Regions from separate parts of the Homo sapiens genome. Here region 2 is linked to region 1. A link is a loop called in an ENCODE intact Hi-C map of the cell type or tissue named here. Cell type or tissue: CD14-positive monocyte. All regions are shown on one strand. Links, peaks and the distances in the headings refer to the core of each region. The heading gives the core; the rest is flanking DNA.

What was found. A loop is a pair of places that touch in the nucleus more often than their neighbours do. Peaks named below come from ENCODE experiments on the same cell type or tissue, not always from the same donor. Only the 100,000 strongest peaks of a DNase experiment are listed, where the experiment ranks them.
Region 2: a loop joins it to region 1, with 2.4 times the contacts of the local background. A loop is called at or near these places in 2 of 110 quality-filtered maps.

The regions. Positions count from the first base shown.
Region 1 is chr12:2,282,383-2,287,753 of GRCh38, reverse strand. The region is part of intron 3 of CACNA1C (calcium voltage-gated channel subunit alpha1 C); the gene reads right to left. All of the region lies in intron 1 of CACNA1C-IT3 (CACNA1C intronic transcript 3), which reads right to left. Among named protein-coding and RNA genes, the nearest start is that of CACNA1C-IT3, 15 kb to the right of the region's middle. In CD14-positive monocyte, for the core only: CTCF peaks have their summits at 2,576 and 2,776 (motif pointing right); DNase peaks (open chromatin) are centred at 2,783 and 3,643; H3K4me3 peaks cover 1,403 bases; H3K27ac peaks cover 1,422 bases.
Region 2 is chr12:2,355,402-2,360,772 of GRCh38, reverse strand. All of the region lies in intron 3 of CACNA1C (calcium voltage-gated channel subunit alpha1 C), which reads right to left. Among named protein-coding and RNA genes, the nearest start is that of CACNA1C-IT3, 88 kb to the right of the region's middle. In CD14-positive monocyte, for the core only: no CTCF peak of the experiment used is centred there; DNase peaks (open chromatin) are centred at 522, 2,082 and 2,592; H3K4me3 peaks cover 1,576 bases; H3K27ac peaks cover 1,449 bases.

The sequences.
Region 1 (5,371 bases), core at 220-5,219:
TGGAGCCCAGGAATCTGTGTTTACACAAATCCTCCAGGTGATTCTGGTGCCCACTCAAGTTTGAAAATGAAGGGCGTGGAGTAGACTGTAGGATCCTGGCATTGTTTTTTGTTAAATGATCCCAGATGATTCTTATGTGTGGCCAGGGATGAGAATTACTAACTTAAAGAATCACAGGAGCACTCCCGATGGCACATGGTCTGCTTTACCCAGAATCACAGAATTGGAGGGAGCTTCTCATCAGCCAAGACCACATCAAGACCACGCAGGCTGAAACTGCTCTTCGGGCCCTGATCTCCACTGACCCAACCTTCCTAAACAGCCACGGAACACACGAGCAGCCACGTTCATTCTCATTCCCTCATTTCTCTGGAACTGCACCATGTGCAGCACTGCCTCAAGGGACACTGATCGCGTATCCAGCGACACTCCATGAGGCACGGGTCGCAATCACAATCCAGACGAGCAGGAATGACTCAATACTTGCCCGATCCCTCCCCTTGGGAAGGTCATTCCCAGAAACCCTTCCTCTAGAATATTCCTTGGGAAAAATGGAGAGAAGGGGTTAAAAGTACCAGGAGACCATGAAGGAGGAAAAGCCATAATTTGAGAAACCCAGAAGGGGTCCTAACGGTAAAGAGCCCTCTGTCAACTGGGGGCAGGCCCCTGTGGGACCTCCCACCTCTGGGCCCGGGGTAATTGGGACAGTCAGCCAGACAAGGCACACAGCTTCCAAATTTCTTGCATGACCTCTCCACACACACCCTTCACTTTAGATTTTGCCTCCAGAAAACAAGAATAAAAATCTGCTTAAAATTCCTCTGGCGTTCCAATGTGCTTGGGGCACATGAGTAAGGGAGGGCCACTACCAATTTCAGTCCTGAGGCACATTCTTTTGGGACAGTGAAGAAATCCTTTCTCCTGTTATGAGCATTGCTCAGTAAGAAAAAACATAAAAGTTGTAAGCATGAGTTCCCAACGCACATTTCCCACTCTCCAGAGGAGGGCTGCTCATGACAGCCTGAGCCTGGGTCCTGTCATTGTTTCTTGTTTGTCTCCTTCCACTGGCCACAGTGCTCTCGGGGGAGGGACTGCGCCTCCTCCACTCTGCAGCCCCAGCCCTGTGTCCGGCACACCATCCACACTTGATCAACAAGAGCCCCCGAATGAACCTCACAGACCTGTTCTTCAGCCACCCAGAGAAGCCCCGAAGCCAGAACTACTGCAAAGCAGCTGGGTGCTGGGCCATCAGGCCCTGTTACCTGTGACATCTTCCCACAGGGTCCTTACTGTGCAGAGCCTGTAGACACTGGCCCTTCCTATCTGGCTTCCTGCCTAAGGCATATTTTCACCCGCTCGCTCCACTTTCAAGTATTATGTTCTAGGAATACTAGCCACTAAGACATCTTCTCAAATTCCTTATTAAATAGGCCAGAGCCTAGGATAATTAAGGTTCTTGCTTCCTACTCCCTTTTAATGCAAACAACCAAACCTGTTTCCCAGGCCTCAGCAAGCTTTGACATTAACTCTAAATGGAAGGTCAAGCAGGCCAGTCTTGTTTCAAAGCTCTTTGCAAAGAAAAAGGACAACTGAAAACAGAACCGGCCAGGTATAAATGACGAGTATTTAGCTCTTGGTAACTCTGTTCATTCTAATAACTCTGGCAGTCATCCATAATTCACACGAGGCAACATCCCTTTAAACAGCTGAGTGAAGAAAACAGGCGACAGGACTAGGAGACCTTCATTTTTAGTTAGAGTTCATCCCCTGGGAAATGTCCCTGGGCCTCAAACTCCCTGACTATAACATGAGGGCTCGCCTAAACGAAATGGCCTGAAAAGCTGTGCAGTTTGAAGAATCCCTATCTTCAGTGGAAAACGGCTGAACTTTACCATCCATGTGGTATTCCTTGCACATATAACGTAAATTCCTAATAAAACACTCCCTTCCACTGCCGCCCAAAAAGCCGCTGGGTAGGTGCGCACCAGCCTCTCTCGAATGAGCACGTTAGCAACAGGTTGAGAAAAAGAGTAGAAATACCGTCAGATAAGAACATGGGGTTTGGAGACCAGGGAACGGTGGAAGGGAGCCTAGGAACGTCGAAAGTAAGTCTCGTCCATCACTCTGCTTTGAGTGATTCCAGCTCTGCGGCACAGCAGAGTCCTCTCATTGAAAGTCAACCCGTCTGGGATGAGGAGGTGTTTAAGGAGAGTTTAAGAACAGAGCTCCTAAGTTCCAAAAGCTCCTGAGTTGTAGCCGGCACAGGCTATGGGCAAGGAAGGAAGGCTGCCATTTCCTCCACTACCTGGGCTCTCCCTGCAGCCCTACGTCACCTTCACAAGTGGTTCCAGCCAGTGGTATGTTGTTAAATGTTTTAGCAACTGGCTTTTAGGAGAGGGGGAAGGAAAGCTCTGGGTGTAGCATATGCCAGTTTTTGTGGTGTAAATGTTCCCACTACTGCCCATTTCAAGTTATCAATGTGATGACATTGAATGCCCAGTGTAAAGGGTTGAGTTCAGTCAGCAATCATGAGCCCTTCCCACCCGCTTGACCCAAGGAAGAGGAAATTCCTGCTAGGTAACACGCAGGGATGGAATGGAGAGAAACAGAGTGTTTCTACAGAGGGAGCAAGGTGTGAGTGACAGGCTGCCGTCAGCACTTAGCGGCCCGTCCCTCCTCCCAGAGAGCAGGAGAGATGCCAGGCACCACTGGAAGCCAACCCAGGATCTGCAGAACGGCCCTACCCCAGGCCCCGCTCACTGAAGGGCATCGCCCACCAGAGGGCAGGCTGGAGAAATGAAAGGAGACACATGGCCCTGGCCCATTCTGTGGCTACCAGGAAGGTAACAAGGAGGAGGCTTCAGGCTCTAAGGAAAATGAAGTTTGGGGATCACTGGTAGAAGTTAATTATCCTTGCTTCCCCTTGGAGCAGCGGGCATCCCTTCCCTGCAGACTCACACTGGAACAAGGCTGAAATGAGAGCCGCCTGCCTGCAGCTTAGGGGCAGAAGTGTCTCGTCCAACTGCCACTCAGTCAGGAAACTGAACAAAGCAGGACCCCATAGAGTGCACAGGCCGGAATTATGGTAAATTACAAAGCAATGATAATCATTTACATGTGTGCGTGTCTGCCAGTGTATGCCTCACTTTCACAGACCTTTTTTCTTTTTAATTCTGATCCTGGGAGGCAGACAGAACAGTGAGCTCTCTCCCTAAAGAGTTGACAGCATAGAAGCGGGCAGTATGCCCGCCTGGAGGGCTGTTCTGTGCTGCGCCTGGGTCCTGTTCTGCACCCTCCTCCCCCAGCCCCTCACTGTCTCTTCCTTTCAGTGGCTCTTCTCATTCATTCCATCTTGGCAGCAGCCGCTTGTGTAACTAAAACCGCAAGAAACTTTGTTTGGCTTCGAATTCAGAAGAAATTCCAGTAACTCACTTCCCACTACCAAAAAAAAAAAAAAAAATCTAGAGGTCTGTTCTAGAGAATTCAGCTTTTTCCGTGGGTAAAATATTCACAAAAAAATGCTCCCTCTCCCCAGCTTACCCCACTCCCCCGCTGAAGCCCCAACATCTGAAAGACATCGGCCCCTCACTCATGCAGCCCGGCAGAGCCTCAGCACTTCCTGAGGGCCAGGGACGAGCTAGGGGGATGGCGGGTTCCTGTTTCGTGGCTGGAGCCAAGCAAGTTAAGAGTTGTTGAAAGACGTGCTTGGCTGGTCTCTCTCCTCACCCGGGTATACTGCTGTTTTGTTTTCAGTGGACAAGGAAGCCAGGGATGAGATCTCTGAGCATCCAGCTCCCGGATCTTGGAAAAAGGCATAGCCAAGGCCCTCCTTACTCCTCCCCACCAGCCATATCTAATATCTGCTAACATCCTTGCAAGCAGCTTCATGCCTGCATGAATGAAGCACAAGTAGCTGCTGCTAACTCAGGAGGAAGGACTTTACTCTGCATGTCCTAGGCCCTTTCTATTGAAAGTGGGGCCCAGGATTCGGACCAGACGGCAGCATCCTCTGGGAGCTTGTTCCAAATGCATCATCTTGGATCCCCATCCTGGATCTCCCGAATCAGCACTGCATTTTCACAGGATTCCCTGGCACTGTCTTTAGACCATGTGCCAATAAACATTTCAGTGTAATAGACACGTATTGGGTACCTGCTGTGTACCGGGCACTGTGCTGGGTGCTAAGGTGATAAAATTCTGAAAGTGGAATCCCTAATCCAGTGAGTATACAGGACAGACTGGCTCGTGGCAATAATGCCCTGTCCCTGCAGGCTGAGTGTGGATATAGAGTAAGGGGTCCATGGTCTTCCCTCATGGAGGTGAAGGCTCTAATTTGTCCAGCCCAACCTTGTGACTTCAGATGCTTCCATACCCTGCATTTTCAGTAGAATTCTGTGACTGATATTGGTTTGCTACCCAAAGTCTCCCCTGAAAAAGGTAAGATACTTTGTCAGCCTCCCTTGCAGCCAGTTGTAGCTAGTTAATTGGATTGTGTCACTAAGAGTAAGGAGAAGTAGCCTTGCACCTTGCTACTCAAAATGCAGTTTCCAGCCACACTGACACACTCTGGCAGCTTGATCAAAATGTGGAATTTCAGGCTCTACCCAAGATCTACTACATCCAAACCTATATTTTAACAAGATTCCCAGGGGATCCTTGTGTAGATTAAATTCAAGAAGTACTATGCTAGGGACTTCTGGGAAAGCCTCTGTTTTATGTAAAAAAAAAAAAAAGGGCCAGAGTGTTATTGGCTCCACTCCTTCCTGGTTCCACCTGCCTTGAATGGGGGTGTGATGCCTGGAGCCCCATTGACAACCATCTTGCAACCATAAGGAAATCAGCTTGAATATGAAAAGCCAACAGACTTAGTATAAGGAAGTGGAAAGAGAGAAAGAGCCTTGGTTCTCAGTGGCATCTTGAGCTGCTGAACCAATTCAGAGTCCTTAAGTATCCTGTTACTTGAAGTCGAGAACATTCCTAACTTACATGTACTCTCTGTTCTTTAAATGAGCACAGGTCTTGAGGTGGCTGATCAAGCCTGAAGAAAGCTAAAGATTCTGCTGAGACCTGCCGCAGCCAGACTGCAGGTCTCCTTTTCTCTGGCAGGAGGCGGGTGCGCTGTACCTGACCACTCATTCAGCAGGCACAGCTGACTCTGATCCCATGAGCTGTGAGGGAAGGAGTGGTTTTGGTGACCTCCTCCTAAGGTCATTGTCTCAGACAAAGCTTTCCAGGCCTACAGGGGAGCCTGAGTTTTCTTCCGGGTGTTGACTTGGAACTCAGTTTCCATAAAGCTGCTGTTCCTGTCTCACTCCTGTGAGAGGCTCCCTAAGTCTTCCCTATTGAGAGGGAAATCCGGGCGTTCAGCCCT
Region 2 (5,371 bases), core at 315-5,314, 73 kb before region 1:
TTGCAATTCTTCAAACAGCCAGTAGAGACAGAAAGGTAGAGCTGGATGGACCTCAGAGACTGTCCAGTCCGGGTGTCTCCTTTTCCAGAGAAAGAAACTGCAACGGGGAGAGGTAAAATGACCTGCTCAAGCTCAAGGCAGATACATCTCTTGACTCCCAAGCTCATTCCATTCTAGCCCCTGTGGGGCAGCGGTGGTGTCTGAGGGACCCGTTGGAAAACTCCACAGAACTGTGACCTAAGACTTCAGTGACTGCTGGTGAAGTCCAGATAAAAACATGGAATGAGCATTTTTCCCAGCACCCTTGTCATTAGGGAGAGACGCAGGGGTTCTTCAGAGCTGTAGGGCAGCTTTGATGCCCCAGCGTCCATTCCAAGTGACCCAGCAGGGATGCTGGACGGAGCCACCAGGGCAGGTGTGGCCTGGGCTCCTGAGCAGCTCCCGGGCAGTGGAAGATCTAGCGGGATGCTGCAGGCAGCAACCTGAGGAATCCGGGGGAGGCATTTCCTCTTTCCTCACATCACCAGCCTCTTGGTTCTCAATGAGTTAGTTCTGCATTTGTCCTGGTGGGGTGGGGTGTGTGTGTGTGTGTGTGGGGTGGGGGGGTGGGGGGGGGTGGGGTGTGTTTGTGTGTGTTTTAAGAATACAGACACCTGGACTTTCCTCCCAGAAACTCTAAACCAGGAGGTCTGGATAGGGCCCACGAAATTGTATTTTTTACTACGTGTCCCTGGAGATGCTGAGGCAGCCATCTCGCTACTATCTGAGGACAAGCGATCGGGAAGCTGTGCACTGGATGACTTACAGAAATCCCTACCACCGTCCCAGTGCTGCTCTCGTCTGGGAAGACTGCTTGGTGGAAGAGCTTGTGATCCATCCTGCCTTGCTATAATTAACAGACCCTGTGATAAGGAGTTCTTCCTGTAGCCTCAGGCTCCCCTACCTCCCACTTTAAGTGTCTTTTCTTCCCTGGTAGTGGGAAGCCAGTCTCCATGTCCTAACCCTCCACAAACTGGAAGCCTATTACTAGGTCACCTGTCAGCCTCTCTGTCCCAGTTAAATCATCTCCATTCCCCTCACCATTCATCCATGCTCCTATTTTCCAACCCATCAATCATTTCCCCGCTTTTCTCTAAATGCTCTCCAAGTTCTCTCCAGTCCCCAAGTTGTCTTTGTTCCTAATTCTTCCCTTGAACAGTTTGTGTCTTGTGAGATTTAAAAAAAAAAAAAAAAATCCTGCTCCAAAAGGATTCGAAGGCTATTTTGACAAGATTAATTTAAGAAACCTCCCTGCAGCATCACAGCAATCCGGGAAAGAGGGCAGGTTGCATAAGAAAGTCTAAGGAAGGTAGTACAATAAATACTCCATTGTCTCCTTGGTAACACACCCCAAAAGTTTTCTGGATGCTCACATAGGCAGGAAGGTGAGTCTATGGGCTGAAGGTCCACCCACTGGCTCACTGGAAAGCCAGGAAGGACGGCTTAGCTTTCCCTCCATTCACGTGGTAGAGATCAGGGCAAGCTGAGACTACCCGAAGGACCGAGCAAGTGGGAGGAAACAGAATCGAATGTGGGAACCAGAGAGCAAAGGGAAGGAGTGTAGGAGATGGGTGGGTCATCACTGACCCCTGCTGACAATGGTATCTGTTTAAACCATAAGCAGAAATTCACTTTTGAGAAGATTTTTAAGGAAGGCAAAAAGCTTTCTCATGGGGATGATATGAAAAATCAGCCAGGAGAGGTGGAAGGAGAAAGAAGGGAAGTAAGACCAAGAGCAGAACAAAGAGAGACAAAGTTCAGTGGCTGCTGCAGACCTATTTTCTACAAAGAGCAGAAGGAAAGGGAGAAGGCAGCAGAGGGAAGAGAGGGCAGTGGAAGAGGCACAGAAATGGAGTAAGAATCTGCCTTCCCAGTCTCGGGGGCCCAGAAGAACACTGACTGCACCTCCAGTGAGGACAGTGACTGTAGGCTTTGCTGGAAACTTGGGAAAGTGGGCACCAGTTTCTAAATATTTCCCAAGAGGTGATCTCACAGAACAGCCATGTGGGCGTGCGCACTGTTCTCTCACCCACAAACTGCCCACCGCTTGCGGTTAACCTGGATTGTGCAGTTTCCAGAAAGCCTAGTGCACTTAGAAACTCGTCATTTAGCACTTCTCCTTTCTTTCAAGTCCTTTCTTATATGATAATTTTTGTCTTCCCAACAGAATTGGCATTTATTAGTCGTAAATTCCTAACACTACGGCCACTGACTTTAGAGAGTATAGTTAATTCCTGTTACTGCCACTTACTAGGTGTGGCCCAGAGGAAGTCTGTAAATCTTAGCCTCAATCTCTTGGTCCAATAAATGGAAAGGGTTGTAATGAGATTTTAAAGAGATGATGTAATTACATGCCAAGAAACATTTGCTGAATATGAATGCCTCTATCTCTTTCTGCACTGGATATGCTGAAGATGACAAAGAGACACACACACACACACACACACACACACACACACACACACACACACACACACACACAGGAGGACGCCGCTTCTTTTAGGCCAGCCTGGTGGCAGATGGGCTGGGGTGGACACACCCTCCCGGAGAACGGCACCTCCTTCTTCCATCCTATGCTGAGGTCAGGCATTTCCTTTGGAAAACCCCTCTGAGGCCTCCATAGCTGATGAGATAAGGAATCATCAGTAACTTTTCCTCAAATGGTGAACATGTTGGGTAAGAACACTTTAGATACGATTATGATAAATTACCAGTGGGGAAGGGCTGTATGTTTTGTTGCGATTTTTTTTTTTTTTTTTTTTTGAGACTGAGTTTCACTCTTGTTGCCCAGCTGGAGAGCAATGGCATGATCTCAGCTCACTGTAACCTCCACCTCCTGGGTTCAAGCTATTCTCCTGCCTCAGGCTCCTGAGTAGCTGGGATTACAGGCACCCTCCACCATGCCTGGCTAATTTTTGTATTTTTAGTAGAGACGGGGTTTCCGCATGTTGGCCAGGCTGGTCTCGAACTGCTGACCTGAGATGATCCACCCGCCTCAGCCTCCCAAAGTGCTGGGATTACAGGTGTGAACCACTGTGCCTGGCCGATTCCTTTTTTTTTTTTTTTTTTAAGGAAAAAAAACCCAAACAAATAAAAAACAAGCAGACTAAAGCCCTTCTCCACCCTTTGGTTCAATCCTAAACCCTGGCCCAATAGCTAATTTTGTTGGTTAGCCTCTTTGTTCACTAATTAGCAATTATGAACAGCTAGAGAGAGGATTACTCACCTTGAGAAGAGGGAATTGTGGGCTCAAGAGGGATGTCACTTAGGGAGAAAAGAAGAACCTCTCCAGATACAAGATGAACCAAACAAAACATGCCCCAAATTAGATACATCTTTAAGAAGGCCAAGAAAAGAAAACACAGCTCTGTTTGCCTCCACATGGCCAACATGCCACCCCCTGGTTTCTGGGTAGCTCCACTCTCTAGTACCTACTTTCATCAGGAAACAGAGATGCCAGCTTCCTTGGAGCAAGGTGATTCTCTTGTAATTTTAGACCTACTTGAAACCAGGGCGTGCAGCTGGGGAACAGCAGGTTGTTCTGGGTGGAACAGAAAATCCAATCTTGGAAAGAAGGAAAGCCTCACTTCTAATCTTGTCCAGTTTTGGTTCTCATCAATGAGTGACACATAAAAAGCCCAGAGATGACTGCGCATATTGCAAGCATAGCTTAAAAACACCCAGGCAAAGCAGGCTTGAGTTTCAAGACCCCATGGAGGATGGAAGGATGGGCAGAGGCTGCATTTTTGAGAAGTGGACAGAAAGGATGCTGCAGCACTCTAGAACGGCCAAGGCATGGACTCTGAGTTTGAAACCGGTCATTATTGCATACTAGCTGTGTGACCCTGGGCAAGCAACACAATCTCTCTGTGCCCCAGCGGCCTCATCTGTGGAATGGGAATGCAGGTGGAGGGGAGGGGAGCAATGCATATAGAGCACTTAGTATATTTGGGGAGAGGCACGTAAGCTGACCAAGTCCAGCCCCTGCCTGGACGCAGGGAAGAATTTCTATTCCCCTTTACAGAGGAGGGCAAGCCCACAGGTCAGGGTCAGACAGCTAGCGCTGGTGAAGGGGCTGGCCACACAGAGGTCATCTGCCTCTTCAGGTCATGTTTTTTCTGCCTCACCAGAGTGCTCACACAAACAGTGTGCCCCTAATGCACTGCTGGTGTGACAGGCTCTGCTCCCACAGCCTTGGGGCCAAGGGCAGCGCCTGAGCCAGCCGCCTGCCTGCCCCCTTTCCTGGGCATACAGTTCAGATGGGAGCATCTTCTCTGTGGGTTCCAATGTGAGAACACTGAGGAGCTCAGCTCCATACCACACTGCCTCTCAGTATAGACTCTGGACAGTCCTGCACTTTTCCAACCTTCCTCAACAGACAGTTGGGGCAGTGGCTGTTTTTGGCCCCATCACTTTTGAGACAAGAAGGTCAGAGAGTTACTTGTGTCATTAAGATGCACAATAAATGAGAAGTGTCTGAAACCACTCAAGGCCACAGCTTGCAAGCATTTTCAATTTTCACTCTCATCCCTAAGTCCCCAGTCTAGGTCACGGAGGCCACTTCTTGATTGTGAAGCAAAGGAAAGACTAAGCTACTGCACCAGGTAATTGGTGCATTTGCCTAACGATCTGCAGGGCAGCTTAGGTTCAATTCGATTTGATTCCATTTAACTAAATGAATTCAATTCAGCCCCATTTATTGAGTGTCCAACTAAATGCAATGTCTCACCCTGGTTCCTGGGGGTTGCGGGCCTGGAGGAGAGGGTTGGGGCAAGATGCAAGCAGCTGTGTCCTGCCCTCTGGGAGCTCCCAGGAAGGAGCTGAACAGACACGGAGGCTTGTAGATCTCTCAGCTCAGCACTGCTGACTTATTGGGCTGGATCATTCTCTGGGGTGGGGCTGTCCCATCTACTGTAGGCTCTTCAGCAGCATCCCCGGCCTCTACCCGCTAGATGCCAGTAGCTCCCCTTTCAGTTGTGAAAACCAAATCTGTCTCCACACACTGCCAAATGTCCCCAGGTGGTAAAATCGCCCCCATTGCAAGCCATAGCTGTAATAGGAAGTTAAATATAATTTTCCATAAAAGAGGTATAAACCAAGTGTCAGGTGGGCCAAGAAACAGGTGACCAGGGCAGTCTTAGTAGACAAAGTGACATTTGGGCTGGGCCTAACAGAGTCAGTAGGGTTTTGACAAGTCTCATTTCTATCTCATAAGGAAAAAATACAGCAGCAGGAAATATGAGGACCCAGTGTCAAGGGACTTGGCATAACCTGCAGGCTACAGTGAACTTCTGAAAATACTGAACCACGGTGGCACCCACCAACCGAAATG